2 separate regions of the Homo sapiens genome follow, and region 2 is linked to region 1. The links are chromatin contacts, found by Hi-C or POLR2A ChIA-PET in ENCODE. All regions are on one chromosome and are shown on one strand. Each heading gives the region's core, a stretch centred on a gene start or an enhancer-like site at or near the end of the contact. The rest is flanking DNA. Distances are from core to core; before and after follow the strand shown.

Evidence for each region. Hi-C counts contacts between places; a loop is a spot of excess contacts on that map. ChIA-PET counts read pairs that join two places held with the same protein, here RNA polymerase II (POLR2A).
Region 2: a map of endothelial cell of hepatic sinusoid shows a loop between it and region 1 (8-fold over the local background). The contact joins two enhancer-like sites. A Hi-C loop is called at or near these places in 3 of 168 maps with a recorded cell type or tissue (Panc1, endothelial cell of hepatic sinusoid and endothelial cell of umbilical vein). POLR2A ChIA-PET finds 5 or more read pairs at or near these places in 15 of 52 experiments (BJ, CD4-positive, alpha-beta T cell, GM10248 and 12 more).

Annotation. Positions count from the first base shown.
Region 1 is chr17:59,824,345-59,827,226 of GRCh38, forward strand. The region is part of intron 10 of VMP1 (vacuole membrane protein 1); the gene reads left to right. Among named protein-coding and RNA genes, the nearest start is that of MIR21, 15 kb to the right of the region's middle. Within about 2 kb of position 1,292, at least 9 of the 41 ENCODE cell types and tissues checked have a DNase peak (open chromatin) inside an H3K27ac peak, as active enhancers do.
Region 2 is chr17:59,868,105-59,871,165 of GRCh38, forward strand. All of the region lies in intron 6 of TUBD1 (tubulin delta 1), which reads right to left. Among named protein-coding and RNA genes, the nearest start is that of TUBD1, 23 kb to the right of the region's middle. Within about 2 kb of position 1,292, at least 4 of the 41 ENCODE cell types and tissues checked have a DNase peak (open chromatin) inside an H3K27ac peak, as active enhancers do.

The DNA.
Region 1 (2,882 bases), core at 42-2,541:
GTGTATCACCTGAGGTCAGGAGTTCAAGACCAGCCTGGGCGACCTGATGAAACCTCATCTCTACTAAAAATACAAAAAATTAGCCGGGCGTGGGGGTGGGCGTCTATAATCCCAGCTACTCGGGAGGCTGAGACAGGAGAATCACTTGAACCCGGGAGGTGGAGAATGCAGTGAGCCAAGATCGTGCCAGTGCACTCCAGCCTCAGTGACAGAGGGAGACTCCTTCTAAAAAAAAAAAAAAAAAAGGACCAGGCGCAGTGGCCCACGCCTGTAATCCCAGCACTTTGGGAGGCCGAGGTGGGCGGATCACCTGAGGTCAGGAGTTCAAGACCAGCCTGGCCAACATGGTGAAACCCCATCTCTACTAAAAATACAAAAATTAGCCAAGCGTGGTGATGGGTGCCTGTAGTCCCAGCTACTCAAGAGGCTGAGGTGGGAGAATCTCTTGAACCCAGGAGGTGGAAATTGTAGTGAGCCGAGATTGCGCCACTGCACTCCAGCCTGGGTGACAGAGCAAGACTCCGTCTCAAAAAAAAAAAAAAAAAAAAAATTGGCTAGGCATGGTGGCTCACGCCTGTAATCCCAGCACTTTGGGAGGCCGAGGCAGATGGATTGGTTGAATTCTCAGGAATTTGAGTCCAGCCTGGTCTCGAACATGGCGAGACCCAAAGTCAGGTGATAGAACCAAAGAACTAGGGAACTTCTAGCTCAAAAGGCATTATGTTAGTTGTGATTTTTTTTTTTTTTTTTTTTTTTTTTTGAGACAGAGTTTTGTTCTATTGCCCAGGCTGGAGCGCTGTGGTGCAATCTCGACCCACTGCAACCTCTGCCTCCTGTGTTCAAGCGATTCTCCCGAGTAGCTGGGATTACAGGCACCTGCCACCATGCCTGGCTAATTTTTGTGTCTTTAGTAGAGACAGGATTTCACGATGTTGGCTAGGCTGGTCTCAAACTCCTGACCTCATGATCCACCCGCCTTGGCATCCCAAAGTGCTGGGATTACAGGCATAAGCCACCGTGCCCAGCCCTTTTTGTTTTTTTAATTACGATTTAATACTAATTTTTATTTAATTTTAGACTTTCTCCAGTGGGAGAGACCTGTGCATATTTCTTAAAGAGCATAACCAAATCTAACTTTTAAAGTTATGATTAAAATGACATGTTCCCATATTCTCACCAAATAGGGGATGTGAATTCCCAGAAAATAACATTAAGCATATGACTCGCAGCAAACCATATGCAGAACATTGGCTCATTGTCATGTTGCCAGGGTCTTATTGGAAGACAAAGTCCCCAGTTTTACCACACAAGAAAAGTTTCCATAACTCAATCATTGAACTTGAGGGCTGGGGGATGGTGTTGGCTGGAACAGGGACTTTTTACCAGATACAGAATGTTCCATGCTCTTCTTTGCTGTCTCCTATTTCTGAGCTAACTTGATGCTTGACCTCAGAGTCAGGCTTGCCTGTGGCAAGAGAGATCATTTTAACCAGTGAGTAATAAAGTGCTTGAATCCGAATGTTGTTTCTTATCCCTCACTCTATGGAAAGTGGTCAGAATGAGCTACGTGGGCCTGGACTTTTTCTTCTACAGAAAGAAAATCTGTCCTTTCATTTTAGAGGATAAAATGGTCCATGTATTTGATTCTCTTTGACTTTGATCATTGAAAATAATCAGAAAAAGTTATGGAAGTGTGGAACCCCAGCATTTGTATTATCTGATGAAAGGATAGAATTTAAGGCTTAACACAGGGTTTAAACCCCAGCTGCCGAGACTCAGTTATACAGTCTAACATAACCTCTTTCTGCAGCTTGGGAAAACCCCTTTCTCTTCTTGTCCGTGGTAGTTTATATATCCTTCTCTTTTGACAGTTAACCTTTCTATATGTTTGTTATGGATATTGGGAGACCACATAAAGGTTAAAACAGGAGTTCTGGAGTTAGACTGTTAGATGAGAAATGGGTACATTGTATTTGGAAGTTACCGTTGACCATTTAATGGAGCATTTTAGTAGCATGATGAAAATTAAAACCCAAATATATTGGATTACATGGAATTGTGGGCTAGAGGAAAGGTCAAGCGAAAGTCATGTCTGACACATTTTAATTGTTTTGTAAATATTTGTTGACCAGATGAATTAATTCATTCATTAAATAGGAGGGACCAGTGTGTATTTTAGGCTGAGGGAAAAACTCTAGTAAAATGCTAGAGATAGAAAATATAAATGAAGAAAGGGAAGGATGTGGGAAGGAAATTAACATTCAGTAAGCACCCACTGTGCCAGATGCTTTACATAAATATTCATTTCATATCCATAACAAAACCTGTTAGGTACTATTACAGAGAAGTTAAATTCATATAAATGATAAGAGATGATTGAGATAGGATCAATTCTGGAGTGGATTGATTATCCTCATGAACCAGTTCTTTCTTGAAAACTGGAGTGAAGACTCCAAGATGTTTTGAGGCAGAGAAGGGGGACACTCCTGAGGGAGCACTCTGGAAGCCAGTGAAGTCATTTGCTGGAAGTTGGAAATTTAGACTAGAGCACCAGTTTCAAACAGCTGCTGTGTGAATTTGGTAGGGATGCAGCATGAATTCTGTCTATTCTCCTGTGCACACGTGCATCCACCTGTGTGCAGCTGTAGCTAGTTACTACTGTGGTTACTTTCAATGAAAAACCTACTGGTTTCTGTAGTGTACATTTAAGTGCATTTTTTCCCCTCTCCCAGCATCCTTCTAGATAGAGTTCCTTGAGGACAGAGATCATAACTTTTTTTTAAGTGAGATTGAATTTCAATCAATACTGTCACTTTTTTTTTCTTTTTTGAGACAGGGTCTCGCTGTGTTGCCCAGGCTGATCTTGAACTCCTGTGCTCAAG
Region 2 (3,061 bases), core at 42-2,541, 44 kb after region 1:
ATACAAAAAAAAAAAAAAAAAAAAAAAAAATTAGCTGGGTGTAGTGGCAGGTGCCTATAATCTCAGCTACTTGGGAAGCTGAGGCAGGAGAATCGTTTGAACCCAGGAGGCAGAGGCTGCAGTGAGCCAAGATCATGCCACTGCACTCCACCCTGGGCAACAGAGCAAGACTCCATGTCAAAAAAAAAAAAAAAAAAAAAGGCATTAACTTCTGCCTTGCTCCCTCCTGGATCACATATTCTCCCTAATGGTAGAACATGCAGAAACAGATACTGATGGTGAGAGAAATAGGGTAAATCTTTACGTAGAGGCCAGGCGCGGTGGCTCATGCCTGTAATCCCAGCACTTTGAGAGGCTGAGGTGGAAGGATCACTTGAAACCAGGAGTTCAAGACTAGCCTGGGCAACATAGTCAGACCCCATCTCTACAAAAATAAAAGAAATAACAAAATTAGGCCAGGTGCAGTGGCTCATGCCTGTAATCCCAGCACTTTGCGAGGCAGAGGGGGGGGATCACGAGTTCAAGAGATCGAGACCATACTGGCCAACATGGTGAAACCCCATCTCTACTAAAAATACAAAAATTAGCTGGGCGTGGTGGCACACGCCTGTAGTCCCAGCTACTCAGGAGGCTGAGGCAGGGGAATCGCTTGAACCCGGGAGGCGGAGGTTGCAGTCAGCCAATATTGCGCCACTGCACTCCAGCCTGGCGACGGAGCGAGACTCCATCTCAAAAAATAAATAAATAAATAAATAAATAAGAAAATTAGTCACTTATGGTGGTACACACCTGTAGTCCTAGCTATAGGAAGCTGCGATAGGAGGATCACTTGAGCCCAGGAGTTTGAGGCTGCATTGAGCTATGATTGCGCCACTGCACTCCAGCCTACGTGACAGAGTGAAACCCCATCTCAAAAACAAAACAAAACAAAATCTTCCCACAGAGCAAAGAATATATGAAGAGTTATAAAACTAGATCCTTCAACCTGGTTTGTGCCATATATATATATTTATTCATATACTATTCATACATGTGTATGAAAACATTTATATGTTCAAACTATACAACTGTGAAAAAATGCTGACACCCGGCCGGGCATGGTGGCTTCTGCCTATAATCCCAGAACTTTGGGAGGCCAAGGCGGGCAAATCACAAGGTCAGGAGTTCAAGACCAGCCTGGCCAATATGGTGAAACCCCGTCTCTACTAAAAAAATACAAAAATTAGACGGGCATGGTGGTGCGCACCTGTAGTCCCAGCTATTTGGGAGGCTGAGGCAAAAGAATCGCTTCAACTGGGAGGCAGCGGTTGCAGTGAGCCAAGATCGCGCCACTGCACTCCAGCCTGGGTGACAGAGCAAGATTCTGTCCCCCCCGCCAAAAAAAAAAAAGAAAAAAGAAAAAATGTTGACACCCTAAAAGTTCCACATGGGAACTCAGCAAACTGTGGTTTATTGACCTAAGAGAGCTCAGAGCAGCATGTCTCACATGACTCTAAGGAACATTGTGTTCCTTGTGGTATTAACAGGTATTGCTCGAAAAACAGGTACTATGGCCAAAAAATTCAGGAAGCACTATTTTTACATGTAAACTTTCTACTTATCTCCAAACCTCTGGCACTATAATCTAAAATCCGTAAGATATTACAAATAAATGTTGAGAAAATCTACTCTCATAGTATAAAAGCCTAACTTAATTTGTGGTATAATATATGCTATTAATACCTAGTAGTGATTTCTAGTTACACATGACAGACTGAGCATATCAGTTTCCTGCCACTCTCTCTCCAGATCCTGCTTAATCACTAAAAGGATAAGCACAAACAAGAAAAAAAGGAACAGGAGAGAATATAACAGCAACAAAATTTTGGAGCTGGAGAGCAAATGGTTACTGACTGCACAACAAGAAAAAGCTAAAAATTTTGCCCACAATTGAGGTCCTGGAAGTAGACCAGACACTTTTCAAAGTGAAAAAAAGGCTGGGCACGGTGGCTTATATCTGTAATCCCAGCACTTTGGGAATTTGAGGCATGTGGATCACTTGAGGTCAGGAGTTCAAGACCAGCCTGGCCAACATGATACAACCCCATCTCTACTAAAAATACAAAAATTAGCTAGGTGTGGTAGTACACATTCATACATTGGTAATCCCAGCTACTTGGAATTCCGACTAAGGTGGGAGGATCACCTGAACCTGGGAGGTGGAGGTTGCAGTGAGCCAAGATGATGCCACTGCATCATCTTAGGCGACAGAGTGTGACTCCATCTCACAAAAAAAAAAAAAAAAAAAAAAAAAAAAAAAAAAATCAAAGTGTAAAAATACAGGAGGATTAACTAAAAATCTATTTGAGAAGCAGTGAGAGCCCCTTCCCCACTCCCTGCAGTAGGAGGAGTGCGCTCTTCCACCCTAGAAGGTTTCTGCTGTGAAAAGGCTAAACCTGGGAGGCTCTGGCCTCAGTGACACCTGGCACAGCCCTGTAGAGAACCTTTGGAAAACCAGGTCACGAAGTAGCAGCTTTCGCAGGAAAGTGTAACAGTCCATGTCTTCCCCGTCCAGCTCTGAAAAGGCTGGCAGCCAGGCTTATCATGCCTTCAGGAAAGAGATGGAGGAGGAAGCAACTGATCAAGAGATAAGATACGCTGAGTATGATATTTGGAAGTCCAGCAATAAAATGGCCAGGCAGATCACCTTACTGTGAAACCCACACAAGTCTGCAATGTCCGTAAGGGTCCATTCAGTGCCCGGAGCAACTAACTCAGCAAATAATCACTGAGCGTTTACCGTTCCAGGCTCCAAAGATGCAACAGTAAACCAAATAGATTAAATAAAGCTTACCTTCTACTGAGATAAACCAAAGACCCATGTCAAGTACTTTCAGAATGCTGGGGACAAAGAGAAAATCCTAAAAGCTTCAAGAGATAACAAAATAGGATTGGGAATCAGAACAACCTGAGACTTCTCAACAGCAACGCTGCAAGTGAGAAGATGATAGAGCAATGGCTTCGAAATACTCAGTAAAAAGAAAATGATTCCCAACCTAGAATCCTATCCCTGGCCAAACTA